Regions from separate parts of the Mus musculus genome. Here region 2 is linked to region 1. A link is a loop called in an ENCODE intact Hi-C map of the cell type or tissue named here. Cell type or tissue: left cerebral cortex. All regions are shown on one strand. Links, peaks and the distances in the headings refer to the core of each region. The heading gives the core; the rest is flanking DNA.

Region 1 (7,930 bases), core at 3,381-5,880:
TCTGGCACAATGTAAGTCGCCTTCTGCCAGCACCCTTCTGTCCAACGCTAGTCTGACATTCTGAAATCTAAGCTCTGTGTCTTGTAAATGTAGTCTTTTCACACGGATATACAAGTCAAACCTTTGAGTGCTGAATCACACAAAAAGATGCAAAACCTAAAAACATTAGTCATTTTAAAAATTAAGCACATAAAATGTAGCTTCCCACATATCTCCTATCATTCCTGGGCCACCATTGGCTAACGGTCGACCCTTTCAAATTTTCTTATCTTTCTTTTTTTGAGACACCGTTTCTCAATGTGGCCCAGGCTGTCCTGGAACTCACTCTGAATACCAGGCTGGCCTTGAACTCTCAAAGATCTGCCTGCCTCTGCTTCCCGGGCACTGGGATTAAAGGCATGTACCCTCATGGCCCAGCTGATTTTTCAATGTTTTATATTATCTAGCTTACCAGGTTCCTAACCCTGATAGATTTATTTGATGTTTGACATAAATAAATGTTGCCTCATAAGGATACATTAGAATGAAGTATTTTTAAATTGTGCTGAGTAAAAGGGTACTATATAAATGTATATATTATATAATAACATACAGAATGGTTCCTGTTTTAAAATAAAATAGACTGAAGAAGTTAGTGCTAACTTGCCAAATTCAAAGATCACAGATGATCTAAATATGTTGCCAGTGTTTTTTATGTCTTGAAAACATCAGATTCTTTTGGTAATTTTGTTTTGTTTATATTTTTAGGTAGTCTCGTGTGGCTCAGGCTGGCTTCTAACTCAGTATTTAGCCAAGACTGCTAATTTCTGTTTGCAGTGCTGGAGTTATAAACATGTGCCAATACAATGAAGTGGACTGGTTTGGTTTGGTTGGGTTTTAATTGCATCAGGTGATAAGGTTTCAAAGGGTTTTTTAAAATCATTTATGAAAGAAATGCAGTTTTAGTTTCATATATGCCTCGTTAAATGTGTCAAATGAACTCAAGAGTACGTGGGTGAAACCCTGAGGAGGGTGTGACATTCGACATTGTGTGAGACATGGGACATTATGTTTCTTGTACTTTGAAGGGTTTGTGGTCTGTTGGGAGTTTTCCTAAAAAGCTTCTCATTATCAAAACTGTGGAATTTGTCTTTAGTATCTTCAGTGCTAACTAGGTAGAGGAGATGGTTAAAGTGTGAGTTATTGAACACTGTTGGATTGTGTTCTATGAGCTTGACACTCTACTGTATTTTCTGTTATGGTCTTCTGTGAAGTATACCTCACAGTGATCATGTATTTTTGTATTTAAACATTGTCAGACAGTGAACTGATTTGATGGGTGCTGCAGATATAAAACGTGTAAGCTTTTATGCTTTCTCTTGACAGGAAGAAGAAAAGAAGAGCCCTGTCAGCTACCCTTCCCTCCTCAGCCACATGACTTCGTCCTTCCTCAACCATCCCTTTCTCCCCATGGTACTAAGTGGCCAGCTCCCCTCCCCTGCCTTTGAGCTGCTGAGTGAATTTCCTCTGCTGCAGTCCTCTCTACCTTGTGATATCCATCTGGTCAACCTGCGGACAATACAATCAAAGGTAAATGCCAAAATATGTCTGTATGAACTCGCTTCTTATGTTCTAGACTTGGTTCAAGGGGTAAGCTTTGGAGCAGTTGCTCAGCAGGCCTGCTCTTGCAGAGGACTTAAGTTTAGTTCCCAGGAACCCGGATGAGTGGCTCACAACTGCCTATAACTAAACTCCAGGGTTCCCCTCCCTGCTCGTCTGGGCTTGTGTTTATACACACACACAGACAGAGAGAAAGCAAAACCACATACATAGATGAATAAAAACTTCAAAATAACATGTAGTAAGCATCCTTGTGCATTGTGAAATAATTACCAGGGCTTCACCTTTTGGCCACTATACTGTTAATTTGCAGTTTCTCTGGTTTAACAAATATTCCAATATTGATTTATTTATCTCTCCGAGCAGTCCTGTGTGGTGAATGGATCAGAGTTTGACCCTTTACCGTACCTGGAAGCCTGTGCTGACTGGGGTCTCATGATGCGGGCAGAGCTGGGATCTTCAGTTCTCGTCACTTCGTTGACTTTTGTTTATTAGCCAATGTTTTCACAGTCAGAGAAGCACTGAATGTATTGTCCACAAGAGATGCTTAGGTTTTTTATGTCTTTTGTTTGAAAGCATTGCAGATCGTGCCCTTGTGTTGAGAACCAACTTTTAGGATGTTTGAGAAAGAGCCTGGGAAGGATTTCTTAGGTTTCCAGTATAACTCCTTGTGTGTTTCCGTTTATATTTGCACCCATATTTTAAAGTAGAAAAGGTTGCACGTGGAGTGATTGCAGATCAAGTGTAATACAACTGTTTAGATGTTGCAAGCCGCCGCAGAGCTGAATGCAGTGTGTGGCAGGGATTCTGTGGGAAATATCTTGTAGCACATGGACTCAGTGTAAGGACCAGAAGGAGCTCAACCTAACATGAAAAAAGGATTTAAGATTAACAAAGGCAAACTCAGTAAGAAAGGATGGGTGTCTACACGGTGGGTGTTAGGTATTTACAGACTTCATACCCAAGAGAAGGAACTTACGCCAGGCTATGCAGGAAGCTGCATGACCTGAAATAATGAAAACAAACAGTGCCTAGCTGTGTGTGTGTGTGTGTGTGTGTGTGTGTGTGTGTGTGTGTGTGTGCAGAATGACTTGATTGATCCTGTGAGGTGACCATGCAGAATCTGTGTTAAGCATCCTAGCTGTTCGCCAGACACCGCACTCACAGTCGGCAACAGGCAGATGCCCTGGGCTCCTTGGGTGTCATTTCTAGTGGGAGGAGAAAGTTAACTGCAGAAGAAAAACTGGGTAAACACGTTAAATGGTCGTGAGAGTGAGGGAAAGCATACGGTGCCGGGAGCAGTTCAGAGAAGGTGATGCATGTCTGCTCAGGGTGGATAGCGGCCCCTGAGAGAGGGTGAGAATTGGGGTAGAAGCCTGGAGAGGTCAGGATATGAAGAAGGTCCATCCAGGTTTCTGAGAGGCTGTAAGGACAGTGAGAGGAAGCTCTCGGCAGACTCAAGAGCAAGTGTGAAAGTCATGAGTGGCACATGTGGCCAGAATGTGGGAGCTTAGCTCTTCTGTCCATTGCTACAGCTCCTGCCTTGAACAGAGCCCACACATGGAACGGGGCCTTCTTTGAATAAGTGAATCATGAGATTGTTTCCTCTAGTGTTTTATCATGTTCTTTTCTGCCTTCTCTTTTGGCCCATGAAGACCAGAGTGGCCCATGGAAAGAACAGATGAGGGCCAGGTAGCGTCTTTGAGGTCACGTGTCACAAATTCATAAGCTGAAAGGGAACACAAGGGCAGGAAAGGTTCCGCAGCACAGGTTCCTACATCTTGACATAGATGCAGGGCTCATTAGCAGCCTGAGAATGCCAAGGGCTTCTGACAGTTGGGGGGATTCTGCCCAGTGTCCCTCAGCCTCATTTATAGATGACTCATCTCCTGGGATTGTGTTAAAGGCGTGCTTTTCATGGAGTCTCAGTAGTTGCCCAAGTCACTCAGTGGAGAGTAGAGATACCTCTGTAGTCCAAGACTGGCCTGTTTTTCACATCATTGCTTTTTAATGGCAACTTTATGGCCTTTTTGTTGGCCGTCTTCCAGTTATAGGAGTCTAATTACTTCCTGTTCTAGTTTGCCTCTGTCTCTGTTGCTGTGATAAAACACAAAGGAACTTCTGGGAGGAAAAGTTTTATTTCAGTTTAACACTCTCAGGTATCAGTCTCTCCCTGAGGGAAGTCGTCGGGAACTCAAGAACCTAGAGCAGAAGCCATGGAGGACTCTTGTTGGCCAACTTGCAGTCTGAGCTACTGTTCTTTTATAGCCCTAGACCACCTACCGGGGAATGGCACTGCTACAGTGGACTGCATCCATCTATATCAGTCAGACAAAAGAATTCCTCTCAGACCTAGCCATAAACCAACTGTTAACAACAGCTCCTCACTCTGGGGTTTCCCTGTAGATGACACTGGGCTGTATGAAGTTGACAGTTAAGGCCAGTTGGCACCACCCATGTGAAAGTCCCATTCCCTACCAGACTAGTTGATGCCCTTGTGCATTTGGGCTCTATCCAGGCTACAGACACTCTACTGGCTGCAGCCACCTGCCTTCTCGTGGACCTTGAGACTGCTGACTTAGCTTAGTCTGTGTCAGACATACCTGCCCCAAGGATGTTATGAAAAGCAAAATGATGTTTGGAAAGGCTCTGAAAGACAGGGACACCCAGTAAAGCAGCAGTTGATCCTAATGATGCTTACAATATGCGACTGTGAGGAGAAGGACAGATTTGGGGCAGAGGGAATAGAGAGAAAGCATACATCCAGAGAACAGGTACCGAAATGTCTCTGGCATGGAACCAGAACCGAAGGCACGAGGCTGTTTCTGTGTGATCGGATCTGTTGGCCAGGTCCTGTGTTAGCTTTGGACTCTGAGCATGTGTTCAGAGTTGAGAGCACAGGAGATTGACTGGTCCATTGACACCTATAAAAAGTTGCTCTTTGTCCCTTAACCTTTACGAAAGGAAAGATCATTGTTTGGTGAAGCTGCCTAAAAATGTAGCCATTGTAACTCCACAAGATGCCAAAGAATTGACTGCAGAGCTAGAGAGGGATTGACCGGTGAATCATAGCCTCCATTTCAGGATTCTGAGTTGGCTTCCTGGCTCCACGTGCTGGCAGCATTCAGTATATGACAGTGTGAATCGTCTGGATTCTTGTAACTCCTTCCTCACAGAGCCCTGTTGATGTAGATATCCGTGTCTGAGAGATACCCAAGTTCGCACTGCCAGTGTGTCACTTAACATTTTCCCAGTACGTCTGACAGAGGCACTTGATCCTTCCTGCCTGCTAGCTGCAGGTAGTGGCGTTATGGGGCACCTTTTCTGCCCAGACCCCATCCATGGCCACTCAGTTCTAAATTTCAGCCTGGTTCTTGCTGACAGTGGATAAAAGAATTATGGGTTCAGAGAGCAGTGAGAGAGGTCAAGGGAGAGCTGGGCGTGCAGTGAGTGTGAGTCAAGGTTGGGCTGGAAGATGGTTCTATGGTTCAATTGAGTCCCAGTCTCCAGATTCTCTGAACTGAGCTCATGCCCATGACCTTCAGAAACAAAGATTGTAACAAATGTACCCAACTTGATGATTCTGGGCCTGTTTGTCTATAGATAGCAGAGCCTAGACGTGTAATAACAATTTAAATAACTGCTTAAAGTAATTTACTTAAAATAGCTTAAAATAAAAATTTAGAAAACCCTTCCCATTTGAGATTAGAAATGAATAAGTTACCTCCATTTAAAATAAGGGCTAGAGACTAAATTAAGATAAAATCCCCTATAAGGCCTGTTTCTGAGCCCTGTTTGTGGACGCAGAAGGTGTTGTTTGATCTTTTTCAGAATTACTGTTTCTGTTTGTGAAAGTTCCAAGCTTGTGGGCATCATCCTGTTACCAGTAGATGACCTTATGCTTTCATATAGGCATATTTACACTTGCACTTTCTGTATTTGAAAAGTAATTCCATACTGTGTATGTGTGTATGTGTAATGAGATGACAGGCACCTCAGGAGCCCTGTCACAGAACGTGGTGTGAGCTAGGTCATTCCAGCTGCTGCCTGCAAATGTAACTGCTAACCTTCTCACCTAACGTGCCTCATCACCCTCGCTTCTGTGAGCCTCCTTCTAGTGATCATTCTGCCCTCCCTTTGCCATCAGACACTTCAGGTGAAGCTTCTTTAAAGGTTTCAACCTGGGTAACATGAACACTGCCAGAGTATACTAAGCAGGAAAGTCTAGGGCACCAAGAAAGGATAACTCTTTAAGGAAAAGGGATTTTTGGTAGAGAGGATGCTGAAAGACTCATCTTAGTTACTTCCCAGTTGCTGTCCTAAAACACCATGACCAAGGCACCTTACAAAAAGAAAGCATTTAGTTGGAGCATGCTTGCAGTTTCAGAGGTCTAGTCCATTGTCATCATGGCAAGAAGCGAGGAAGCAGGCAGACTAGCACAGCACTGCAGCAGTAGCTGAGAGCTCACATCTTGAGACAACAATCAGGAGATGTCGAAAGGGAGGCTAACTAGGAATGGTGTGGGCTTTGGAAAGCTCAAAGCCCACCCCAGTGACACGCCTCCTCCAACAAGGCCACACCTCCTAATCCTTCCCAAACAGTTCCACCAATACATGAGCCAGTGGGGGCCATTCCCACTCAGATCCCTGCAGCTCCCATGGGAAGACGGATCATGATTCAGAACTCTACAGGGTGGACTTACAAATCACTCTTAGAACAGAGCAAGCCAAAGAGATATGCTGCCCAGCATCCAGCTGGGAGGTGGTGCCATCCTGCTTTATGGCTTTGAAAAAATCACATGTAGCTCACGTTCTGTCAACTTACTCCATTGTTATTTTTGTTGTAACATTCTCATTAATTCGCACATATTGCTCTGTTCTCTGTGTGATTTTTTTTAAGGTTAACTGTTCTTGCAAATAGTTAACCAATCATTTCAAAGTCAGTGCCGCTTTTAATGTGAAACTCTCTTTCTCTCTCTCCACTTGTTTACACCACCACCCCCATTCTCGTAAGTGGCACTTTGAGGTTTTCCTTTCTCCTGTTTTATAAGAATTGATTGGTGCTTTATTGATCTCCGTAGCTTCTGGAAAGGTGAAAATTGAAGGGGTGGGTGTTCTTTGTTGTACATATCTAAGAACAACTGCTCACCTTCCCTTAACATCCATCGTCTTATCTTGTTCATCAACACTAAGAACTGTTACTGGGCATTTTAATGAGTGTCCTGGAAAATGAATCTTTACCAGTTACTTTCTTCGGTCTTGGGACTTGCAGTGAAATGTGGGATTTTCCAAGTCTCTCCCTGCCAGAATACAATGAAGACGGGTGTTATATGGGCTACTAAGTAGGCTTCTATAACTGTCTAAATTCTTGAAGAATATGAGCAGTTTAGAGAAGGTTTCCTACAAGGTGTTTAGCTTGGCCTTCGTATGTGAACGCCTTGAGGTCCTATGAGGAGGCTATGTGGCCTGTGCTGCCCTTGGAGAGTCTGATCAGAGGTGGGGCTCATCCTGTGCTGCCTGTTACTCAGCACGGAAGGAAGAAGGAAGAAACACTGCTGGGAACGTTGCGGACCATCCTTTCTTATCTTCTCTTACAGAGTGTAGCCACCAGTGAGTTAGGTAAGGTCCTGGGGTACTAAACCAGGGTCATATCATTGCTCGGACACTGTAAGAGAGAATGCTTTGTGGTGGGGATGTTCCTGCATATTCAAACTTGCTAACAGTACATTATTTCATTAGCCATTTTGTTAACCATCATAAAGGCTGTTGTGGCATAAAGTAAGTTTGTCCATGCAAAGCATCATATGTCTTGTCTGGCGTACAGCCTGTGTTCAGTGTGTGTTAGTCACTGTCACTGTGGTGGTGTACAGCCTGCGTTCAGTGTGTGTTAATTGTCACTGTCCCTGCCACAATGCTTTGAGTGAGAAGAGGCTCTCACCCAGCTCCCTGCATTTACTGAAACTTAACGGTTATTCAAAACCTCATGACTGGCTTTCTCCGAGGAATGCCTTGTGAAGATCACTCTCCCACATCCGTTTGCAGGACTGGCCTCACAGCTAAGTTCTGTGTAGACTGATCTTATCTCCGAGAATGACTTCTGTGAGGATTGCTGACTGTGGACCGCCCAGCCTGACCTCAGGGATTCACACTTACATGTGACCTGGCCTATCTGGCAGACAGTTGTCACCATAGTACTTGGTGCTGTTTCCATATGATACACACCCACAACCCTCTCCTTCTCTGATGTCCTGATATTAATAACATGTTAGCGGATTTTTTAAAAATTATTTCAATCTATTTGCTTTCTAAGAGCACATCGTATACCTGTGTG
Region 2 (7,930 bases), core at 2,672-5,171, 120 kb before region 1:
GGTGCTTATACCAAGCAATCAGTTTTTTTTCTAATTAGAAACTTAGGTGAGAAATGTATTGTGGAGATGGGACAAAGCATTGTTTTGAGTTTCTCCATAGCATGTGAAAACCAGCTTCTCGAGTTGGAGCAAACACTGAGGGCTTGTGGTGGAATTGGACAGACTAGGAATCTTTGCCCTTAGAAGGGAGCCACATATACTGTCCTTGTCAGAGGTCATCATTGTCAACCTGTGGCCAACCCTAGGTCACACTCGTTTTCAACTGGACCATAAAGTCCACTCTGTTAATGAAGGCTTTCCATTCTTTTAAAAATATTTTATTATTTTTTAAGTGTGTGTGTATGTCTGTGTGTGTGCATGAATTCAGGTACCACAGAGGCCAGAGGTGTTGGATACCCCTGGAGCTGGAATTATAGACAGTTGTGAGATGCCTGATGTCAGTGCTGGGAATTGAACCCAGGTCTTATAAGAGCAGCATGCATTCTTAACTGTTGAGCTATCTTCCCAGTCCTGACATTTCTACTCTTTCTTACTTTATAATTTATTTTTTGATACAACAAAGATTAATTTTTTTCATAAGAGATCATGAGTGTTTTGTATCATGGGTTGTGGATTATGTGCCCAATACTTTCATGTCCTAGAGCATGGTGGGCAACAGCCTTTCATGTGTTCCTTGGTTTTCTCTTGTAATGCATAATTGAGATGCTCCTGAGAGTCGGGTGTTGTGCCAGCCATCAGGCATGGGGAGCAAAACAGCTGCCCACTTAGTGGGGAAAGAGGGATGTCACGCATGAGTCATCCACTGGGTGATTGTGATAATGCTGTGGAGAAAATGAAGTGACGTGGAGAAAGAGTACTATACCGAAGGCTATTTTAGATAGAATAGCTGAGAGGGCATTTAAGGTATCTTTTAGGGAGACAGTTGAAGCATTGTACAAAGGGAAAAAAATATGCATTAAGTCAAGAGAGTCGGCAAGAAGGAGCTGACTTGGAGCTGGGATACAATTAGGGCAAGGCTAAGTTGGGAAAGATTGTTGCGTGCATCCCGGTGTTAACGGAGGGGGTCACTCTGTGCTTTGACTGTGATGAAGAATGCTCCAAATGCAGTAAGAAGCTACAGTGGATATTACAGCAGGCTGTTATCTGGGCAAGGCATGGATGGCTAAACATGCACATAGGGAGACAGAGTTGATTCGGAAAATTACTAGTGCCTTGTAGTCAGGGTGTTGGGAGGGTGGAGGGAGAGAGGTTTATTGATTCAACAAGTATGTTGGAGATAGATAGGAATTAGGTATGGAGGCATCCTGAGGACAGAGGAAGAATCAGGACACCAACATTTTGAAGGAGCTGCCTGGGGAGACCAGAGCTGCTTTCCGGAGATAGGAGAATGTTGTAGCTCTGGGAGAAGGGTGTGTTCAGCAGGTAGGGTTGATGTCAAATAGAGCAATCAGTAGGTGCTTGCAGCTCTGGACTTGCCTTTCAGAGGTTTCTGCAGAATATGTACATGAGCACAACATGACATTTAAGCCTCTGAGTGGATGAGCTTATCCAGTATAGAGACGTCGTAGACGTTGTAGCTATAGGTGCTAACCCGGAGGCTGACATTCAGAGGTCAGAGAGAGAAGGAGCCACAGGAAGAAAGTAAGGGCACATGGAACCGCAAATCAGGTCAGTCACTGCAGTTTCTAGGATGAGGGCACTCTGTGGTGTGTTCCTGGAGATGACGAGGTCCCAGCATGCTTTGCATCAGGCTGGGCATATATGCATCGGGGGAATTGATGTGGGCAGTCTTTAGTGAGATGGACAAAATCTGAATGCAATGGGCCTGTGAGTGAGCTGGGAGTGTAAGACAGGAAGAGTGCAGAGTCCACGCTTTGCAAATCCTCATGTGTCCGAGGAGCGTGGGCTGCCGGCAGATGACAGAGTCATGGAAACATTTTCTGGCTCTCTCCAAGCACACAGACCCAGGCGCTGGGAAGCCCTGCTGTCAGTCTCAGGCCGAGCTGGGAATCCATTGCAGAGAGTCCTGGAGATAAAAAGCTTGAAGGATCTGTTGCTGTTATCTAGATAACAAAGCAGGGATTTGCTCTGTCTACGTTTTTTACCTCATCAGGCCTTTGGTGACAGATGTTGCTCCACATGAGAGCTGATCTTCCCCACTCAGCCCACTGGCCCAAGGTTCTTTAAAAATGCCTTCTAGACACAGAGCTAGTCCTGTGATGCTACTCAGGGTGACATGCTTGGATTGTCCCTTTTGATAGAAGAAGGGAGGGTCCCAGCACCGATTAGCAGAAGCTAACCAAGCTACGAAGTACAGTAGATGGCTGGATTTTGCCCCTTTTCAAGATCCCTTGGGAGTCCAGTTTAATGGCATCCTGGTGAGCCATGTCTTGTAGTTAAGGGAGGCACAGGGGTGTGGCTGACTTTTAAAGATGCAGATAGTGGGGCTGGAGAGACTGCTCACCCTGGGTTCTTCTCTCAGCACCCACACAGTGACTCAGCTATGTGTACCTCCAGTACCAGGGAACCTGATACCCTCATCTGTCTTCCCTGGGCATCACACACATGTGGGGCAGAGTCATACATGCCGTCAAAAATCTCATACACATAATAATAAATTAATTTAAAATTTAAACATATTAGACTACATTATGTCATAAGCCTATGAGACCGTCTGCTTCCCGTCGGTTGGAGTAGGAGAACTGCCACACCACTGGGCATGGGGAGTTTGAACCTGCAGCCTTGAGAGGATTTCCCCAGGAGTGAAGCCTCGGAGGAGATGACAGAGGTGGGCTTGGGCTTAGAAATTGGGAGGACCCTGGCCTCTGCTTGTGAGGCCTCTGAGCTGTGGAAGGAAAGACAGCCCTCTTTGCAGGTGAAGCCTGAAGGAAGAAGATGCACAATCAGCCGTGCTTGAGTGGTCACAGTAACTCTCGTCGCCAGCAGCCCGTGTCCTCCCTGGGGCAGATCATTATGTAATGTGTTAAGAGTTGGCTGTGGACAGTGATGGATCTCTTTCCTAGGATGGAGTGGGCACCGATCCTGGTCTACCTCGTTGTAGACTCTAAATTAGCTCTGCCCAACGTCTTTGATATGTGCCAGCTTTTCCCTCAGCTCTTCTCTTTCACCACTAGCAGAGAAAAATCAAATATGACCTTCTTCCCCCTCCCCGGCAGAACAGGGCTGAAGATGCCTCCCCATAGAACTGATTAGCAAATCAAAGGATAACACGCTTTTCTCACCAGTGGGTTTCTTGCCCTACAGAAAACTGTCTTTTTCAGTATTCCTATCAGCATTCTTTGACCTGTCAGCGTAATTGAAACATTATCTATCATTTCTGTTTCTTTAATGCACACCACAGGTACATCCCTTCAGGCCACACCATTTCCTCCCAGCCATGTGGGTGGAGTTTGCCTATGAGGTATATGGTAAGGATTTTGGCTGTTTGGAGGGAGACCTTATTCCGGTGTGTAATATAATTTAAAAATGGTTTTCATTAGACCATTAATGCTGACAGAGCCTCAGGGCACACTCTTCTACCCGTACTTAAGTTACTATAGAACCCTGGGCACTGGTTGTTAATTGTATCTTCAGAGCTATCATGAAAGTGAAAGCCACCTTTAATGTCTGTTGGCTCCCTCTTCCCAAACCGTAGCAGGTGATGTTTATACTGAGTCTTTCTCTGACACGGAGGGTTTGGGAGCAAGGCCCATAGCAGAAGCTTTCCCTAGACTGCTCCTTGCCCTCCTCACTGTGAGTGTTGAGCTACAGTGGGCAGCTGGGCTAAGGATGTGGGTCCAGGGGGAACCTCGTCCAAGCACAGAGAACCTTGGAGAGGTGTATCATGCTCAGGCAGCCTCGCATAGTATCGTTAAAAGCTCTGAGAGCACACCAAAGCTTCATTTTAGGGAGATAGTGCGACAGCTCTGAAGGTCTGATTCTGCACAGAATGGGGACTTGCTTGATTGAGACCTCGGTGCTACGATGGCCTCTGGAGGGAGTTTCGGTTTCGAGACTGGAACTCCTCAGCAGGATGAGTCAGAACAATTGTAGGAAGCTCCAGGCTGTTCTGATGTGGTCATGTGTGAAGAATCTCCCCATTTGTTCCCTGTAACTATGGAAGTGTGGACAGAGACACCGTGCGTTTGACTCTCAAGCCTTTTTATTCTTTCGGGTTCCATGGGGAGCCACAGCAGAAGAGGGCTTTAGGTCTTTGCATAGCACAGAACTGCTGGCCCTCATAGCCAACACTGATGTGGCCTTCGTTGGTATGGCGGGCATGGCCAGCCTTTTTCCAGTGTACTGGCATGGCCATGGTATTACAATCTACATGTTTATACTCTGGAATTGTACACTCTAGTTATAAAAACAGCCATACAGGAAACCTCATCATGTTAGAGGCAGTTTAAACAAATAAGCTTTTTGTGTTGGGCCACATCTATAGTTCTGCGCTGCAGGCTGGAGGCTCCTGGCTACCTTATCACTAAAGGGCTCTGGTGATCTGGAGCCCACATGATTTCTCTCTCTTCTAGGTATGATCAGAGAGTCAGTCCTGTGTTGAGACCCTAGGTCTCCTTGGCTATGCTGTGTCCTCTTTGCACTTTATCTGCCTACCCAACTTTATGAGTATAATTAAATCTTTGACTCACTGTTAAACCAACAAATATTCACAGTAGGTTAAAAACAATGTAGGTTTTAGTTAGATGTTTTGTCAAAATTGCACCATTGTAGATATTATGTCTTTCCTTTTGCTTCCTCCAGGTTGTCAATTTTCATCAATATTCTATTTAGATAAGTTTGTGTAAGGTCTTCAGATTTTGTTATTCATTAAAAAATTACTTAGAAGCTGGGCATGGTGGTGCACGCCTTTAATCCCAGCACTCGGGAGGCAGAGGCAGGTGGATTTCTGAGTTCAAGGCCAGCCTGGTCTACAGAGTGAGTTCCAGGACAGCCAGGGCTACACAGAGAAACCCTGTCTAAAAAAAAATCCAAACAAAACAGAACAAATTCTATGATGGGTGTTTTAACTGCACGTGTGTCTATACCACTTGCATTTCTGGTGTCCACCATTGGGTCCCCTGGTACTGGAGTTACAGATGGTTGTGAGCCACCATGTGAGAGCTGAGAATCAAATCCAGGTTGTCTGGAAGAGTAGATAGTGCTGTTAACCAGAGCCATATCTCTGGTTCTTTCTTCTTACACTTATTAAAGATTTTTTTTTAATTTTATTTTAAAGTGTATGTTTGTGGTGTGTGCGTATGCATGTGTGTTGCTTATAATGCTATCTTGTATATTCAAACACACACATACATACACACACATGTATGACAGTATATATCTTAGGTATTTTTGTCTTCCCACCGTGTGGCATTCTTCCCAACCCTAGACTTACAGTTCAGAGCAGTTATTGAGAAACATTTTACAAATGCATGAATATCTTTCCTGTACTTGGAACTGAGCATCCAGGGTTGAACAAGTCAGAGATGGATCTTCCTGCCATTAGCTGCAGGAATTGGGAAAGCAAGGTTGTAAGGATGTCAAGCTTTTTAATGTGGGGATCAATTAAAAACAAAAATGCCCTGCATGTCACACAGCATAATAAAAGCACCCTGACTGGCTTATTAGGGCATGCTTATGTCTGTGGCAGTTAAGAGTTGATGAATTGATTTTTTTCTAGATTGTTCAGTATGTGTTAACAAAGGGAGGTAGAGCACTCTCATTCAGCTTGTATGGTTTTTGACCCTGCAAATTAACCCCAGTCTATTTTGCTTAAATTTCAAACTTCACTCTTGAATATAACATGTATCTGCAGTAGTGGTTCTAGAGGCCCTAAGATCGGTTAGGCCTGGATTTGGGGAGACAAGGAAATCATCTGTAAATATCCCGGCCATCGTCTTACACTTTAAAGATTAGATAAAGACAGTGGTTACAGAAAGGTCTTATGCTATAAGAAGGTATTTCAGACCTAGCTGCCCATGTGCTGTGTGTTTGTGCATATACAAGTGGACAGAGGAGGGTGACCGCTGGTCCCCTGCGTGCCTTGGCAGAGCCCGCAGTCATGGTTCCCATAGCCACCTCTTCCTCTTCTTTCAGGGCCAGCTTTCAATATTGCAAGAAAAGATTGACCATTTGGAGCGTTTGCTCGCTGAGAACAACGAGATCATCTCAAATATCAGAGACTCAGTCATCAACCTGAGCGAGTCTGTGGAGGACGGCCCGCGGGGGTCACCAGGCAACGCCAGCCAAGGCTCCATCCACCTCCACTCGCCACAGTTGGCCCTGCAGGCTGACCCCAGAGACTGTTTGTTTGCTTCACAGAGTGGGAGTCAGCCCCGGGATGTGCAGGTAACGGGCAGCCGCTGGTCATCAGTGGCCTGTTTGTTTCCTTGTTTTCAGGTTTGCCTCTGGGTCTGCTTTACTCCGTACGTTTCTAAGCTCTGGGCTCCAGCATTGCCTTTTGCCATGATTTGTTTGGTCATCATCGTTTTAGTTTGTTAGTGATACGATTCACACTCTCAGCTCTGTCTGATTGCTCCTGAGCACCACCATTTTGGATGCCTTATTGTGTTTCTGAAATCACACTGCCACTTAAAGCAAAAGAAGGAGGGATTCTGAAATCATGTTTATCCAGAGCAGATGGGGAGGCCTCATTTATCCAGTAGTTACTTGGCACAAACAGCCTTCCAAGCCTTTGAGTGATTATCAAATGCCTTTGGCCTAAAAAGTTTCCATTGATATTTTGCAGAGTTTTTATATACTGATAAAACAAAACAAAGCAAAACAGCAAAGAGAATCTTTGAGGGAATGTTGTCCAGAATTTAGTATAAATTAACAGTGGTTAAAGTTTAACTTTTTTTCTTTCGTATTTTTAGATGTTGGATGTTTACGATCTGATTCCTTTTGATAATCCAGATGGTGGAGTTTGGAAGCAAGGATTTGACATTAAGTATGAAGCGGATGAGTGGGACCATGAGCCCCTGCAAGTGTTTGTGGTGCCTCACTCCCATAATGACCCAGGTAAAGGCTTCCCTGCCCAGGAGCTCCAGCCAGCTCGTCCAGCACCCACGTACTGTGCTGAGAGGCTGGGAGAGCCCATGCCTCTCAGACTTCACCATGATGTAGTCTTTTTATGTCATGTCCTCAGTTTACCTGTTTATACCATTACAGGCTAGGATGTATAGAGCAGGAAACAATGATAGCCACACATTTTAGGGTACCCATAGTTTCCTTTACTTACTTCTGGTGAAATCTTTCACGGGAAGTTGGAGAGATCGTTATAAGTTAAGGCACTTTCCATTCTTAGAGGACCCAAGGTCAATTCCCAAAGCCCACAGAGTGGTTCACAACCACTCATAATTCCAGTCAGTTCTAGGAGCTATCTCACCCTCTTTGGACCTCAGCAGGAGTGAGGTATGCACACGGGCATGAGAGCAAAGCAGTCATATCTATAAAGTAAAATAAGTGTAAAAAAATTAAAAAAAAATAGGACATTAGAGAATCATGCCTGGAAATTCCACTTCAACAAGGCAGGGTGCTCACTGGAAAACGTGGGTCTTTAACACAGAGAGGTAGTGAGCAGCAGCTTGGGAGCTTTGGGGTTCCTTCTGTCTGTCAGACAGGAGAGCGAGGTGACGGACGTTAGGCAAGTTACTTGATCCTTCGGCAGATGAGGTTTTTATCTGCTGGAATTAGGACCGTAGTATCTTCCCAGGATGAAATGTAAAGGAATCAGACATGACATGAAAATAGCTGCTATCTTTTGTAATTACTGTTATTTCACAGGAAGGCTTTTATTTGTTGAGGTCAGTTACCCCCTCCCCCTACCCCAAGGTAAGGGGTAATTGCTGTAATTTCAGTGGAGCACGTGATCTGATGTGCTTACTTACAGGTGTGAATACTCAGCGCAGCGTGCAGTTAGTGTACCTGGTGG

The links. Hi-C counts contacts between places; a loop is a spot of excess contacts. Peaks named below come from ENCODE experiments on the same cell type or tissue, not always from the same donor. Only the 100,000 strongest peaks of a DNase experiment are listed, where the experiment ranks them.
Region 2: a loop joins it to region 1, with 2.7 times the contacts of the local background. A loop is called at or near these places in 6 of 42 quality-filtered maps.

The regions. Positions count from the first base shown.
Region 1 is chr17:64,739,315-64,747,244 of GRCm38, forward strand. It overlaps Man2a1 (mannosidase 2, alpha 1), which reads left to right. Exons shown (of 22, transcript NM_008549.2): 20 at 1,366-1,569. Among named protein-coding and RNA genes, the nearest start is that of Dreh, 24 kb to the right of the region's middle. In left cerebral cortex, for the core only: no CTCF peak of the experiment used is centred there; a DNase peak (open chromatin) is centred at 4,699.
Region 2 is chr17:64,618,435-64,626,364 of GRCm38, forward strand. Man2a1 (mannosidase 2, alpha 1) reads left to right here. Exons shown (of 22, transcript NM_008549.2): 2 at 6,094-6,345; 3 at 6,873-7,017. Among named protein-coding and RNA genes, the nearest start is that of Man2a1, 21 kb to the left of the region's middle. In left cerebral cortex, for the core only: a CTCF peak has its summit at 4,019; a DNase peak (open chromatin) is centred at 4,032; H3K27ac peaks cover 653 bases.